Regions from separate parts of the Homo sapiens genome. Here region 1 is linked to region 2. Evidence: read pairs that join two places in POLR2A ChIA-PET (ENCODE). Cell type or tissue: PC-9. All regions are shown on one strand. Links, peaks and the distances in the headings refer to the core of each region. The heading gives the core; the rest is flanking DNA. Region 1 overlaps FGD4 (FYVE, RhoGEF and PH domain containing 4). Region 2 overlaps FGD4 (FYVE, RhoGEF and PH domain containing 4).

Evidence for each region. ChIA-PET counts read pairs that join two places held together with the same protein. Peaks named below come from ENCODE experiments on the same cell type or tissue, not always from the same donor. Only the 100,000 strongest peaks of a DNase experiment are listed, where the experiment ranks them.
Region 1: POLR2A ChIA-PET joins it to region 2 with 5 read pairs; 7 of 35 experiments call an interaction of 5 or more read pairs at or near these places.

The regions. Positions count from the first base shown.
Region 1 is chr12:32,519,085-32,527,417 of GRCh38, reverse strand. All of the region lies in intron 1 of FGD4 (FYVE, RhoGEF and PH domain containing 4), which reads right to left. Among named protein-coding and RNA genes, the nearest start is that of FGD4, 120 kb to the right of the region's middle. RefSeq lists an enhancer at 3,530-4,030. In PC-9, for the core only: no CTCF peak of the experiment used is centred there; no DNase peak of the experiment used is centred there.
Region 2 is chr12:32,415,149-32,423,481 of GRCh38, reverse strand. All of the region lies in intron 1 of FGD4 (FYVE, RhoGEF and PH domain containing 4), which reads right to left. Among named protein-coding and RNA genes, the nearest start is that of FGD4, 20 kb to the right of the region's middle. RefSeq lists an enhancer at 3,277-4,263. In PC-9, for the core only: no CTCF peak of the experiment used is centred there; no DNase peak of the experiment used is centred there; H3K27ac peaks cover 1,184 bases.

The DNA.
Region 1 (8,333 bases), core at 137-8,136, 100 kb before region 2:
AGAAACCGATTCTGGATGTGTGTGGTGCCCCTGGTCAAGTGAGGGCAGGACTGCAAAGGGAGCTCACCATCCTCACTCACTGCTTCTGTCAGCATTCCACAGGCTAGGCTCCCTGATAGACACCCTTCGACGTGTATGTTTAGATCAGCCTGACATTAAACACTGCGTAATATCCCACAGTTTAACTCTATCATAATTCACTTAATTAACAAACATAATTTTATTATTTTTTAAAAGAGCATCCTAGTAAATTTCTCCATATCTGCACAAGTATTCTTTTGGATAGACTACCAGATATGGACTTCACAGCTCAATGGTATATGAATTTCAAATTTTGGTAACTTACCGAAAACTTTACCTTCCAAAACATATCAATATATATCCTCTCTGCCCTTTACCATTAATCTATACTAGATTATTAATTTTTAAAATCTTTACTGTTAGCTGGGAGAATATGGATAAGTAAATTTAAAGTATATTCATGCGACGTAATACTATATCTGAGTTAAAATGTGTTCGGAATTGGTGGGTTCTTGGTCTCACTGACTTCAAGAATGAAGCCACGGACCCTTGCGGTGAGTGTTACAGCTTTTAAGGCGGGGCATCTGGAGTTGTTCGTTCCTCCCAGTGGGCTCGTGGTCTTGCTGGGCTCAGGAGTGAAGCTGCAGATCTTCGCGGTGAGTGTTACAGCTCATAAAAGCAGCATGGACCCAAAGAGTGAGCAGCAGCAAGATTTATCGCAAATAGCGAAAGAACAAAGCTCCCACAGTGTGGAAGGGGACCTGAGCAGGTTGCCAATGCTGGCTCGGGCAGCCTGCTTTTATTCTCTTATCTGGCCCCACCCACATCCTGCTGATTGGTAGGACCGAGTGGCCTGTTTCGTCAGGGCGCTGATTGGTGCGTTTACAATCCCTGAGCTAGATACAAAGGTTCTCCACATCCCCATCAGATTAGTTAGATACAGAGTTTCCACACCCAGGTTCTCCAAGGCCCCACTAGAGCAGCTAGATACAGAGTGTCGATTGGTGCATTCACAAACCTTGAGCTAAACTCAGGGTGCTGATTGGTGTGTTTACAAACCTTGAGCTAGATACAGAGTGCCGATTGGTGTATTTACAATCCTTGAGCTAGACATAAAGGTTCTCCACGTCCTCACCAGAGCAGCTAGATACAGAGTGTCGACTGGTGCGCTCACAAACCTTGAGCTAAACACAGGGTGCTGATTGGTGTATTTACAATCCCTGAGCTAGATATAAAGACTCTCCATGTCCCCACCAGACTCAGGAGCCCAGCTGGCTTCACCTAGTGGATCCCGCACCGGGGCTGCAGGTGGAGCTGCCTGCCAGTCCTGCCCCCTGCGCTCGCATTCCTCAGCCCTTGCGTGGTCGATGGGACTGGGCGCCGTGGAGCAGGGGGTGGTGCTCGTCGGAGGCTCGGGCCGCACAGGAGCCCATGGAGTGGGTGGGAGGCTCAGGCATGGCGGGCTGTAGGTCCCGAGCCCTGCCCCGTGGGAAGGCAGCTAAGGCCCGGTGAGAAATCGAGCGCAGCACCGGTGGGCCAGCAGTGCTGGGGGACTCAGTACACCCTCTGCAGCCACTGGCCCGGGTGCTAAGTCCCCCATTGCCTGGGGCCAGCAGGGCTGGCTGGCTGCTCCGAGTGCGGGGCCCACCAAGCCCACGCCCACCTGGAACTCCAGCTGGCCCACAAGCGCCACACGCAGCCCCGGTTCCCGCTCGTGCCTCTCCCTCCACACCTCCCTGCAAGCTGAGGGAGTGGGCTCCGGCCTTGGCCAGCCCAGAAAGGGGCTCCCACAGTGCAGTGGGGGACTGAAGGGATCCTCAAATGCCACCAAAGTGGGAGCCCAGGCAGGGGAGGTGCTGAGAGCAAGCGAGGGCTCTGAGGACTGCCAGCACGCTGTCACCTCTCAAAAGCAAATGAACTACAGCTACACATCAACATAGGCCATTCTCACAAACAATGTGGAATGAATAAAGTACACAGAATAAAGTACAATTCCAGTTACATATAGTATATACTTTTAAAACATTCCAAAATGTTGTTATGGACACATAGCCATATGTGGTGTGATGTTATGATTTTTGTCCACAGTTCTGGTTCATAACTCTCACAGCCTTGTTATGAGGCTGGGGCACTTTACACCTCAGAAAATAATCTCTCTCTTTGCCCTCCTTGCACCTGCCCAAGCCAGGACTCTAATCTGATTGTTGGGTCACAAAACCCTCATTCTGGAGAGGGAGAAAAGCAAAGGTACACTAGACAACAATTTCAGGATGGCAGATACCTCTGGTGGGGAGGCATAGGGAGTAGAAAAAGAAAGAAGAACACAGGGGCTTCAAATGTATTGGTAACATCCTAATTCTTGAAGTCTGTTTTGCTCTTGTTCTTTAAACAATCTTTAGAGACATATACATAAACACACAACTTAGTATATGCATAAGATATTTCATACTGAACAACAGCACCTCATTGTTTAAATTTTGTATTTTCCTAATCAACAATTTCTATGTTTATAAATGTTTATTAGTCATTTTTAAAAAGCTTCTGTAATCTCTGTGCTCATTTTTTTTTTTTTTGAAACAGTGTCTCACTCTGTCACCCAGGTGGATCGCAGTGGTGTGATCACAGCTCACTGCAGCCTTGACCTCCCATGCTCAAGCAATCCTCCCACCTCAGCCTCTTAAGTAGCTGAGACTACAGGCACATGTCACCATGCCCAGATAATTTTTCATTTTTTTGTAGAGTCAGAGTCTCCCTGTGTTGTCAAGGATGATCTCAAACTCCTAGGCTCAAGCGGTCCTCCCATCTTGGCCCCCCAAAGTGCTGGGATTGCAGGCGTGAGCCTGCCACATATTTTTTTCTGTTTTTTTTTTTTATTTGAATTATAGCTGTCTTTAAAGGAGTTCATATCACAAATATTTTCTCCAAATTTGTTATGTTTCTTATCAAATCTTGCTTTTATACTAATTCCAGGTAATTTATCTTTTTTTTTTTTTTTTTTTTTGAGACAGAGTCTCCCTCTGTCGCCCAGGCTGGAGTGCAATGGCGCGATCTCGGCTCACTGCACCCTCCTCCTCCGGGGTTCAAGCAATTCTCCTGCCTCAGCCTCCCGAGTAGCTGGGACTACGGACTGACGCCACCACGCCCGACTAATTTTTTGTATTTTTAGTAGAGACGGGGTTTCACCGTGTTAGCCAGGATGGTCTCGATCTCCTGACCTCGTGATTCGCCCGCCTCGGCCTCCCAAAGTGCTGGGATTACAGGCATGAGCCACCGCACCCGGCCAATTTATCTTACTTCTAAGCACAAACATGGTGTTTAATTATAACTATTATTATCTTTACTATTAATTTCTTTGGATTCCAGTAGATCAGTGCCAAGTGGCTATTCAAACCGGAAGAACTATGTATTTTCTCTTTTTTGAGACAGAGTCTTGCTCTGTCGCCCAGGCTGGAGTGCAGTGGCAGGATCTCAGCTCACTGCAAGCTCCGCCTCCCGGGTTCACGCCATTCTCCTGCCTCAGCCTCCAGAACAGCTGGGACTACAGGTGCCTGCCACAACGCCCGGCTAATTTTGTTTTTGTATTTTTAGCAGAGTCGGGGTTTCACCGTGTTAGCCAGGATGGTCTCGATCTCCTGACCTCATGATCTGCCCGCCTCGGCCTCCCAAAGTGTTGGGATTGCAGGCGTGAGCCACCGCACCCGGCCCAGAGCTATGTATTTTCTGAATGTAAATCATTCACTTAAATGCAAGCAGATAAAAGTTTATTTCTCTTCTCTGCTCCATCCCTCCGTGTCAGTCCCTTAGCTTCATCCACCTGCAAACAGTAAATGCGTTGTGTAGCATTTTAGAGTCCTTTAACCCCATCTCTTTCATCCATACCTACCATGACAGTCCTCGGTCCACCCATATACAGTTCTAGTTCTGAGGTTGTCATGTATTGCTAGCTTAAAACTACTACATTAATGAGTACAGAGTTTCAGTTGGGAAGGATGAAAAAATTCTAAAGATGGATGGTGGTGGTGGCTGTACTACAATATAAATGTATTTAATGCCACAGAACCACACACTTAAAAATATTCAAAATAGTAAATGTCATGCACATTTTACCACACTTTCAAAAACTGCAAACATTCTCTGCCATAAATTTATGCTCCCCAACCTCAGCAGCCTCTCCTTGCTTCTTCCCAGCTTGTATGCTCATGCTTAGTCAACTCTATGATAGATACTCCACTGCTTGTACTATTCCTCTCTGTTCTCTTTTTTCACTCTCTGCTCTGGGGAACAGACCCGGGAGGGGGTTTACAGCTACTCCACTATGCAGAAGATTCCAGTACCAAGTTCCCTTTTCAGTTCATGCTCTCCTTCCTAAATGTCCAGATAGCTACCTCCTTCACTGAAGAAGGGAAGATTGAACTTTATGTTGAAGGATAAGTAGGATTTCATTAGGCATCAAAAGGAGGGAAAGGATATTATTTCAGGCTTTGTAGCAAGGAAATTGGTGGCAGACTTGCAAACACTGTGGTTTACAGAAGTGTTCATCAGTGCCTGCCAAAAGCCTCAGTGGCTGCATACTGCACTTAGAACGCAATCTCAATTTCACAGAAGGCCTGAAGGCTCTACCCCTCATCTCTTGCCACTTTGCTTTCAAAATATGGTTCCTAAACCATGCTCCCTCTATCAATCACCCAAGGTTTTGAGAAGGAAGTCAAGAAAAAATGTTTTCATAAATTTCCACAGGAACCTATTATTTTTTCCAACTTTGAAATAACCATGCAGCTTCCAGAAAAGGCTCCTCTGAGACTTCAAGAAAATAAAACGTTAGTTCTGCCCCTGCCAGGTCACACAAAGGATAAAGTACAGTCAGTTACTTGCTACTAACTTGAGAGAGAAGAAGGAAGGCTTTCATTTCTCTATTTTTTGATGAGCTGCCTGATCCAAATTTCTTCTAATTATCATCTTCCTTCCCCCAAGACCCTAACGCACAGCTTGCTGGGGTAACAGCAGCAACTTGGGCCTTTTGTGTTGGCCCGAATATTCTTAAAGGCCAAATTCAGAATGTGGAAAGAAAAGATACCCTAAATATAACGAGGATCTTCCTGTCTTTTGCAAATCATCCACTCTACGTATCCACCCCCACCCACAACAGATAATGATAATCTTACACATGCAGTTTCTTTTTTAATACAATCTCAGAAGTATATTACAGTAATAATATTCCAAAGAAAAAAGAATATTAGTAGATGCAAATTTAGTCAGCTTTTAAATATCTTTGTAAGTTACTGAATTTGTGGTAGGAAATAAGGTCAAAGATAAAAAGGGAACTAATTTTTTAAAAAACAGCTCATTTCCATCATATGCACGTTTAAATGGGTACTAAATAAATTATAAATTTATTTGCTTGGAATTTTCTAATTATTATTTTGGCAATCTATATATTGTCAACTTTAGTAATCATGTTGAAACAAACAGGTCTTCGGTACTATGCTAAGGATTATAAAATACCTATATAGCCTTTAAGACACAACAGTTCATCAGTAGTGGAACTTAAATAATCTCGTATTAGTAAACAGTTCACTGTTCATGGAGTATGGCTTATCTTCATCCTCTGCACAGGATAGCAGAGGCAAATGTTATTTGCCACAAATGGGTAAGGATTCGAGTTTAAAACAGCAGAAATTAGAGTAACCTATGGCAAACTAGAAAACAATATTTTTTAAAGTAAATGCTAAAACTCAAAAACATTTAAAATCCCTTCTAAAGATGTTGTATTTGTTTATTTACAAAGAATTACTGAGCCCCATATGGGACTCAATATAGTATACAGGACACATTGTTAGGGACTTGGGAATGTTTTTTATAAAGTCCTGCCCATCAGTTCAGCCACACCAGCTTTTTCAGTTCCTGTGACGTTAAGGTCTCTACATATGACTAAGTCTAATTATTCCCTGTGGGTTGTTTCCTTTGAACATTTCTTCACAAACGTAATTAAATATTCATGCAATGTCCTTTTTTTTTTTTTTTTTTGAGACGGAGTCTCGCCGTCGCCAGGCTGGAGTGCAGTGGTGCGATCTTGGCTCACTGTAACCTCCGATTCCCTGGTTCAAGCAATTCTCCTGCCTCAGCCTCCCGAGTAGCTGGAATTAGAGGCATGCCAGCTAATTTTTGTATTTTTAGTAGAGACAGGGTTTTGCCACGTTGGCCAGGATGGTCTCGATCTCCTGACCTCGTGATCCACCCGCCTCGGACTCCCAAAGTGCTGGGATTACAGGTGTGAACCACCGCGCCCAGCCTGCAATGTCCTTTTTTCTAGAGGACAGGGACCCTGTCTGTCCTGTTCATTATTATGGCTCCCATGCACATTGTTTTCAAACACTTTATACAGTCTCATTAAATAGTTCCTTCTCGAGGAACCAAAGGGAGAGCAAACAAGTAAAATAGTAATTGACAAGTTTGGCTGAGGCTCTGTGACTGCTGGAGGTACAGAGCGGAGGGTAAGAGAAGGCTTTCTAGAATACTTTATCTCTAAACTTCTTGAGGGCACATCCCTATCAGAATAAATCCTGGGCATGCATCCCCTAGTATGCATATTCGCACACAATGTAGGTAAGAGTTAGATACAAGCATTCCTGTATTAAGATACACACTTTAAAACACAAAAATAGGCCAGGCGCGGTGGCTCATGCCTGTAATCCCAGCACTTTGGGAGGCCGAGGCGGGTGGATCACGAGGTCAGGAGATCGAGACCATCCTGGCTAACACGGTGAAACCCTATCTCTACTAAAAATACAAAAAAATTAGCCAGGCGTGGTGGTGGGCACCTGTCATCCCAGCTACTCAGGAGGCTGAGGGAGGAGAATGGCGTGAAACCGGGAAGCAGAGCTTGCAGTGAGCCAAGATTGCACCACTGCACTCCAGCCTGGGCGACAGAGCGAGACTCCATCTCTAAAAAAAAAAAACAAAAAACAAAAAAACCCACAATAGAACTTAAAATAGGGCAAGGTAGAGGTAAAAATACTATTGTTAAGAGAACAATGTGACTGAATCTGCTTGTTTTTAAAAAATCTTTTAAGGTAAATGCTAAAACTCAAAAACATTTAAAATCTCTTTAAAGCTCTTGTATTCGTTTATTTAAAAAGAAATTGTAAAATATTTCACAATACAGCAATTTGGAAGAGTAAATCTATCTCAGTTTACTTCCATACTTAGTTTCAATGACTGCCATGAAGAGAGATTCATCGTCCTAAAGGGAAGAAGTCTATCACTGGATGCACTTACTAAGTCACAATACCTATTTTTAAATACCATCTACCAGTTATACAAAGGTTTTTCTCAAAATTATTCTGGCAAATTTCCATCTATAGTAATATCTCAGAAGATATTACATTATTTTTCAAAACTTACTCTAAAACATACTAAAACTATTCAAAGATTTTTTATTTTATTTTATTTTGAGATGGAGTCTTGCTCTGTCACCCAGACTGGAGTGCAGTGGCATGATCTCAGCTCACTGTAGCCTCTGCCTCCTGGGTTCAAGTGATTCTCCTGCTTCAGCCTCCCAAGTAGATGGGACTACAAGTGCACACCACCACGCCCAGCTACTTTTTGTATTTTTTTCTTTTTTAGTAGAAACGGGGTTTCACCATCTTGGCTAGGCTGGTCTCGAACTCCTGACCTCAAGTGATCTGCCTGCCTTGGCCTCCCAAAGTGCTCGGATTACAAGAGTGAGCCACCGTGCCCAGCTTTATTTTTTTATTTTATTTTATTTTTAAGCAGAGGCAAGGTCTTGCTGTGTTGCCCAGGCTGGTCTCAAACTCCTGGCCTCAAGTGATCCTCCTGACTCAGCCTCCCAAAGTGCTGGGAGTTACATGTGTGAGCCAGTGCACCTGGCCGAAGATTTTAAAAGACAGTTAAAAAGATCTGTATGTAAGTTTGAGTGTACTTGCAGAAATAAGTTTTTTAAAAAATAAGATTTTAAAAATAAAAGATACATCCATTGTAGTGATAAAATTACACAATAATGGAACATTTCCAAACAATCATTTCAAAAATGCTCTGTCTATAGTGTACTTTTCTGCTGCTCCTGATTGCAGTTACTTTCTAACTCATTCAAATGTCACCTGTACCTCAAAGGGACAGACTGTGTTTTCCAAATATATCTGCTAAGTAAGAACCTGCTAAATATTTACTGACAGACACTTGTCTTCACATGAAAGGTTAGCAAATGGGCACATGGTGGGGGCGGCGGTGGGGAGGCTTTTTTTTTTTTTTTTTTTTTTTCCTGAGACGGAGTTTTGCTTTTGTTGCCCAGGCTG
Region 2 (8,333 bases), core at 297-8,296:
TAGCTGGGATTACAGGCGCCTGCCACCACGCCCGGCTAATTTTTTGTATTTTTTAATAGAGATGGGGTTTAACCATGTTGGCCAGGATGGTCTCGATCTCCTCACCTAGTGATCTGCCCGCCTCGGCCTCCCAAAGTGCTGGGATTACAGGTGTGAGTCACCGTGCTGGCCTATTCCTTAACTTTCTTAATAAACATGATTTCACTTTACTGTCAGCTTGTTCTTGAATTCTTTCCTGGAGGAAGCCGAGAACCCATGTGGCCTCTCTGGCCGAATCCCAATTTTGGGGTTCACCCAGTAATAAACCAAAGAGTTGTTTTGTTTTTTAGACTTTAGACAAACTGGATAAAGAATATCAGGAGGAAATGATTTTTCCATTGCTAAAGATAAACAATATCCTCAAGTTCAGTGATATTAAAAAAAGGGCAATAAGAAATTTACATCAGACAGAAAAGTACAGAGATTAAGAGCAGGGGTTTAAATCGTCACTCCCCCACCTACTAGCCATGTGAACTTGGAGAAAGTATTTAAACTTTATGGGCTTCTGCTTCCTCTTCTGTACGATGAGGGTAATAGTTCCCACTCGTGATGACTAAGCAAGTTTATACATGTGGAGCACTTAGAACAGCATCTAAAATGTAAGTACTCAGTAAATAATAGCTGACTCAAGTTTATAATTAAGAAGGCTAAGGAAGTAGCAAGATATATGAAAATGATATTCATATATACTATGTTTTTAATTTAGAAAAGGGGGAGGGGAATTTGTTAGTGTATTTTCTCAGTTATATAGTCTGGGAGAGTATTTAATAAACTATTATCTAGAGGCAGTAAATACTGTGCAACTACATTTTAAAATTTAGGCCAATCTACATTTCAATGTCACATAATTTTTAAAATACTGCCAATTTAAGAAGCTCCCAATTTGGGAGGCTGAGGCGGGTGGATCACAACGTCAGGAGATCGAGACCATCCTGGCTAACATGGTGAAACCCCATCTCTACTAAAAATACAAAAAATTAGCCAGGCATGGTGGCGGGCGCCTGTAGTCCCAGCTACTTGGGAGGCTGAGGCAGGAGAATGGCGTGAACTCGGGAAGCGGAGCTTGTAGTGAACCGAGATCCCACCACTGCACTCCAGCCTGGGTGACAAAGCGAGACTCTGTCTCAAAAAAAAAAAAAAAAAAAAAAAAAAAAGCAGCTCCCAATTTGAGATGCTTCAATGTGAAAAAAAAATGCACATTTTAGATTGAATGAAATAGATTAAGAGATGGAAAACAGTAACAGCAATATTCCAAGCATCAGATGTTTTATAGTCTCATCTTTTTCTTTTTTTTTTTTTGAGACAGAGTCTCATTCTGTCGCCCACACTGGAGTGTAGTGGCATGATTTCGGCTCACTGCAAGCTCAGCCTCCCGGGTTCACGCCATTCTCCTGCCTCAGCCTCCCGAGTAGCTGGGACTACAGGTGCCCGCCACCACACCCGGCTAATATTTTGTATTTTTTTTTAGTAGAGACAGGGTTTCACCGCGTTGGCCAGGATGGTCTCGATCTCCTGACCTCATGATCCGCCTGCCTCAGCCTCCCAAAGTGCTGGGATTATAGACGTGAGCCACTGCGCCCGGCCTATAGTCTCATCTTTTTCTATACAAGCTGTGAACTAAAATCCAGTTTCTAAACATGCATAGCTGCTTTTGTTTTGCTTTTGTTGTTGTTGGTTTTTTGTTTTTTGCTTTTAAAGCAAAGCCCACTAGAGACAGCACCACATATGTGACTGGTAAGGCAACAGCAGAAGAAAGGAGTCCTTTTATCAGGAGTCTTGACCTAAAAAGCCAAGTCCTAATAATGAAAAAACAATGAGCAAAGAAAGAGGAAGAAAATGGCTGTGAAAGAAGAGAGGACAGTGGAAATGGGATATGATAGAGAAAGCTACAAGATAAAAGAAATACAGAAATTCCTGACAATGTAACAAAGCATTCTGGGGGCTTTCAGTGGAGGAGCAGCCAGATCCTACAGACCAGCATGCTCTTGAAATAAGGCCCTACGACAACATCAGAAAGGATGCCAAGAAAATTGGAACTGTTAAACTAAAAGGGACATAAAGAAAGTCCAGTCCATGAATACTCAAAGAGAACAAAAAGTATACTATTCTCTAATACACCCCAGCACAAAATTGCTACACATTGCTGATGCGAGTATATGAATGGTGTAGACACACAAGGAAAGCTGAGTACCACTGATGTTATTTAGTTTGCAAGCTGGGATTACAGGTCAGAAAGAGTTACATCTGGCATTCCATCTCCTCTATAGCAAAGCCACTAAGTCATCTAGCCTCTCCTTGAATATCCCTCATTATTAAGAAACTCATGATCACTGCAGAACCCTAATTCCACTTTCTGACAGTGTTGGTAGAAAATTCTTATGTTTGGTTGGGCATGGTGGCTAATGCTGGTAAATCCCAGTACTTTGAGAGGCCAAGGCAGAAGGATCACTTGAGCCCAGGAGTTCGAGGTTGCAGTGAGCTATGATCATGCCACCATACTCCAGTCCAGGTGAAAGAGTGGAGACCCTGTCTCTTTAAAAAAATAAAAAGTAAAAAATAATTATTACATTGAACCAAAATGTACCAACTAGTTTGGGGTTCTTCTGTTTATTCAATATCTATTGAGCCCCTGAATGGACTTTGAGAGGCCCTTGAGGAGCAATGGATGACTACAGAATTAGGGGCTATAGGGCAGACACAGAGCAAAAACAAGAAGTTTGGTGAAGAAATTGAGGTGACTGACAACAGTGAAAGCAGGAGGAATTTTTTCTAGTCAGGGAAAGCTAGAAGAGGGCTGACCTCAGGTCCCAACCAGGAGATATGTGGGTCATAAAAGATGAACAACCGTCACTTGAGTGTCACCAGGGAATCAGTAATGTGGGAGAAAGCCAGGCTTCATGCAGAAAACTGTGTGGGTCTGTGTTGAAATTCAGGTTTTAGGGAATTTTCTAAACATAAAACTGGGGTTGCTCAAGACAGCACAGAAGGAAAGACTGAGGAAAGTGGTCAGCAATAAAAGGCAGTTTTGGAAGGGGCTAGGGAGGCAAGGGCTAAGCCAGAGGGATTGAAAGGGAACGGAAAGACATGCCCGGAAGAGCTTGCACCTAGGGCAGTAACTTGTAGTAGGTGCTAGATCCTTGTAAACAAACATGATCCAATGAGACAAGCATTAGATTAGAGATACACAAAAGCTGCCACAAGGAACTGTTAGGGCATGAAAACAATACCCCAAAATACGGCACTTTGGCATGCTGAACTAAGGCAGCAGCCACAGGGGCAGAGCAAGATGATGGAATAGAAGAAGCCTACACTGTTTGTCACCCCCCTCACCCCCAGGAGGAACATCAAATTTTAACAACTAACTACATACAAAAGGCAGCCATCTCAAATAACCAAAAATCAGGTGAGCATTCACAGTAGCTGGTTTTAATTTCATATCACTGAAAGAGACATTGAAGAGAATAGGAAAGACAGTCTTGAAGTGCCAATGCCAGCCCTCCCCCTTCTCCCAGCAGTGGCCACACGTGCAGATTTTGTGCTTTTGGGAGATGGACAGCACAGCAGTTGGGAGGCTTTGCTTTGAACTCAGTGCTGCCCTGTCAGTGATAAGCAGAACCAGGCTGCACTCAGATGACATCTAACCACGGAAGGAGCATTTGGACTGGCCTTAGCCAGAGGGAAATCACCCACCATAGCAGTCAGAGCTTGAGTTCCCACAAGCCTCACAACCACAGGCCAGAGTGCTCTGGGGCCCTAAGTGGTCTTGAGGGGCAGGTTAGGCCACAAGGACTGCAATTCCTAGGCAAGCCCTAGTGCTAAGCTGGGCCCAGAGCCAGTGGACTAGAGTAGGAGGCACACAACCTACTAAGACACCAGCCAGGGTGACTAAGGGAGTGCTTCTGCCATGCCTCCCCCATCCCCAGCAGTGGCTGCGTGGTGGGGAGAAATCTGTGCATTTAGTAGAGGGAGAATGCAGTGACTGGGGCACTTTAACTTAACTCAGTGCTGCCCTGTCACAGAGGAAACCTGGCAGGATTTACCCCCTGCTGACTAAAGAGCGCCAAGGCCCTGAATTATCAACAGCACTATCCAGGTAGTATACCATAGGCACTGGGCTCTGAGACATGCTGGCTTCAGGTGTGACCCAGCACATTCCCAGCTGTGAGGGCTACAGTGAAAGACTCCTGTTTGAGAAAAGCAGGGGGAAAATAAAGGAGACTCTCTGTCTTGCACCTCAGGTATTAGCTCAGCTACAGAGGGTAGAGCAACAAGCAGACTTCTGAGGTCACTGAGTCCAGGCCTAGGCTCTTGGTCAGCATTTCTGGACCTGCCCTGAGCCAAAAGGTGAGTCCCAGAGCTGGCAGCATTGGTCACAAGCTGACGGAAGAGCCCTTAGGCTTTAAGTATCAGTGATGGCCTGGCAGAACCCCCCCATAAGCCAGTGGTGATGGCAGCCACAGGGAGAGGATCTTCTGCCCGTGGAAAGGGGAGGGAAGAGTGGGAAGCAACTTGTCTTGTGGGTCACGTGCCACCTTAACCACAGTAGAACAAAACACCAGGTAAATATCTAAGGTTTTGACTTCAATCCCTGGTGTTCTCAGACAGCATCTATGAACCAATCTGGGGCCTAGGGGAACTCACCACCCTGGAGGGAAGGGCACAAACCTGGCTGGCTTTGCCACCTGCTGACTGCAGAGTCCTAGGGCCTGGAGTAAACTTAGGTGGTAGCCAGGTAGTGGTTACACCGGGCCTTGGGCAAGATCGAGTGCTATCCTGGCTTCGGGTCTGAACCGGTACAGTCCCAGTTGTGGTGGCCACGGTGTGCTGGTGACACCCCACCCCCCAAGGTCCAGGTGGTTTAGCACAGAGAGAGACTCCATTTGTTTGGGAGAAAATAAAGGAAGAGAACAAGAGTCTCTGCTTGGTAATCCAGAGAATTCTTCCAGATCTTATCTAAGATCATCAAGGTGGTACCTCTATAAGTCGGCAAGAACCACAGAGTTATTCAGTTTGGGCCCACATCCCCTCAAATACCTGAAAAGCCTTTCCAAGAAGGATGGGCACAAACCCAGACAGTGAAGACTACAATAAATACCTAACTCTTCAATGCCCAGACATAGACAAATATCTACAAGGATGAAGACCATCCAGGAAAACATGACCTCGCCCAAAGAACTAAGGCACCAGGGCCAGGCGCGGTGGCTCACGCCTGTAATCCCAGCACTTTGGGAGGCAGAGGCGGGCGGATCACGAGGTCAGGAGATCAAGACCATCCTGGCTAACACAGCGAAACCCCGTCTCTACTAAAAATACAAAAAATTAGCCGGGCGTGGTGGCGGGCGCCTGTAGTCCCAGCTACTCGGGAGGCTGAGGCAGGAGAATGGCGTGAACCCAGGAGGTGGAGCTTGCAATGAGCCGAGATTGTGCCACTGCACTCCAGCCTGGGCGACAGAGCGAGACTCTGTCTCAAAAAAAAAAAAAAAAAAAGAACTAAGACACCAGGGACCATTCCTGGAAAAAAACAGAGATATGTGACCTTTCAGACAAAGAATTCAAAAGAGCTGTGGTAAGGAAACTCAAAGAAATTGAAGATAACACAGAGAAGGAATTGATAATTCTATCAGATAAATGTAACAAAGAGACTGAAATAACTAAAAAGAATTATGCAGAAACTAAAAATGGAATTGGCATACTGAAGAATGCATCAGAGTCTCTTATTAGCAGAACAGATCAAGCAGAAGAAAGAATTAGTAAGCCTGGCGTTGGAGACCAGCCTGGTCAACATGAGGAAATCCTATCTCTACTAAAAATACAAAAATTAGCCAGACATGGTGACATGTACCTGTAATCCCAGATACTCAGGAGGCTGAGGCATGAGAATCACTTTAACCTGGGAGGCAGAGGTTGCAGTGAGCCAAGATCGCACCATTGTACTCCAGCCTGGGTGACAGAGTGAGACTCTGTCTCAGAAAATAAATAAATAAATAACATATAATGGAGCTCCAATACATCTAGCACTTTTCAGTGGAAACCTTACAGGCCAGGAGACCTTACAGGCATGACATATTTAAAATGCGGAAGAAAAAAAAAATTTACCCTAGAATAGTGTATCCAGCAAAAATATCCTTTAAGCTTGAAGGAGAAATAAAGACTTTCCCAGACAAACAAAAGCTGAGAGATTTTGTCAACACCAGACCTGTCCTACAAAAAATGCTAAATGGTACTTCAATCAGAAAGAAAAGGACGTTAGGCCAGGCGCGGTGGCTCATGCCCGTAATTCCAACACTTTGGGAGGACGAGGTGGGTGGATCACGAGGTCAGGCGTTTGAGACCAGCCTGACCAACATGATGAAACCTCATCTCTACTAAAAATACAAAAATTAGCAGACGTGGTGGCATGCGCCTGTAGTCCCAGCTACTCAGGAGGCTGACGCAGGAGAATTGCTTGAACCCAGGAGGCGGAGGTTGCAGTGAGCCGAGATTGTGCCATTGCACTCCAACCTGGGTGACAGAGCAAGACTCCATCTCAAAAAAAAAAAAAGAAAAAGAAAAAGAAAAGGACGTTAATGAGCAATAAGAAATCATCTGAAGGTACAAAACTCACTGGTAATGGCACACAGAAAAACAGGAATATAACATGGCAATTTTTGGTGTGTGAAATACTCTTAAGTAGAAAGACTAAACCATGAACCCATCAGAAATAATAACTACAACTTTTCAAGATATAGACAGTGCAATAAGACATAAAAAGAAACAAAAGTTAAAAGGGGAGGAGAAAGTTAAAGTATATAGTTTTATTCATTTTCTTTTTTGCTTGTTTATTTCTGCAATCAGTGTTGTCATCCATTTAAAATAATGGGTTACGAGATAGTATTTGCAAACCGAATACTAATTGTTGTGTTTTATGTGTGTCCATTGTGTGCATGTCCAACGTACAATGGACACCCAAAAAATAAAAAGAAATTAAAGCGTAACATTGGAGAAAATCATCTTCACTAAAAGGAAGACAGGAAAGAAGGAAAGAAAGAAGAGAAGACCAAAAAACAACCAGAAGACAAATAAAATGGTAGGAGTAGTGCTTACCTACCAATAATAACACTGATTGTAAATCAACTAAACTCTCTAATCAAAAGACATACAGTTGGCCAGGTACAGTCGCTCACACCTGTAATCCCAGCACTTTGGGAAGCCAAGGTGAGCAGATTGCTTGAGCACGGGAGTTCAAGACCAGCCTGGGCAACACAGGGAAACCCTGTCTTTACAAAAAATACAAAAATTAGCTGGGCATGGTGGCATACACCTGTAGTCCCAGCTACTTTACTTGGAAGGCTGAAGAAAAGGATCACTTGAGCCCAGGAGGCAGAAGTTGCAGTGAGCTGAGATTGAACCACTGCACTTCGGCCTGGGTGACACACAACACAAAGACATGGAGAGGCTGAATGGATAAAAATGCAAGGCCCAATGAGCTGTTGCCTAAAAGAAACACACTTCATTTATAAAGATACAAATAGACTGAAAATAAATGAATGGAAAAAGATATTTCATGCCAATGAAAACAAAAAAAGAGCAGGAGTAGCTATACTTATATCAGATGAAATAGGTTTCAAGAGAAAAACTGTAAGAAAACACATATAACGTCACTATATAATGATAAAGGGGTCCATTCAGCAAGAGGATGTAACACCCAGATATAAAGGAAATATTATTAAGAGCTAAAGAAAGAGGCTGGGCGCGGTGGCTCACGCCTGGTGGCTCCGCATTTGGGAGGCCAATGCGGGCAGATCACGAGGTCAGGAGATCAAGACAATCCTGGCTAATACGGTGAAACCCGTCTCTACTAAAAATACAATAAATTAGCCAGGCGTGGTGGCAGGTGCCTGTAGTCCCAGCTACTCAGGAGGCTGAGGCAGGAGAATGGCGTGAACCCAGGAGACGGAGCTTGCAGTGAGCCGAGACTGTGCCACAGCACTCCAGCCTGGGTGACACAGGGAGACTCTGTCTCAAAAAAAAAAAAAAAAAAAAAAAAAAGAGAGACAGATCCCAATACAGTAATAGCTGGAGACATCTAAATCCTACTTTCAGCATTGGACAGATCTTCTAGACAGAAAATAAACAAGGAAATATCAGACTTAATCTGCAGAATAGAACAAATGAACCTAATAAGTATTTATGAAACATTTCATCCAATGGCTACAGAACATCCTCCTGAGCATATGGATCATCCTCAAGGACAGATGACATGTTAGGTCACAAAACAAGTCTTAAAACATTCAAAAAAAACTGAAATAATAGCA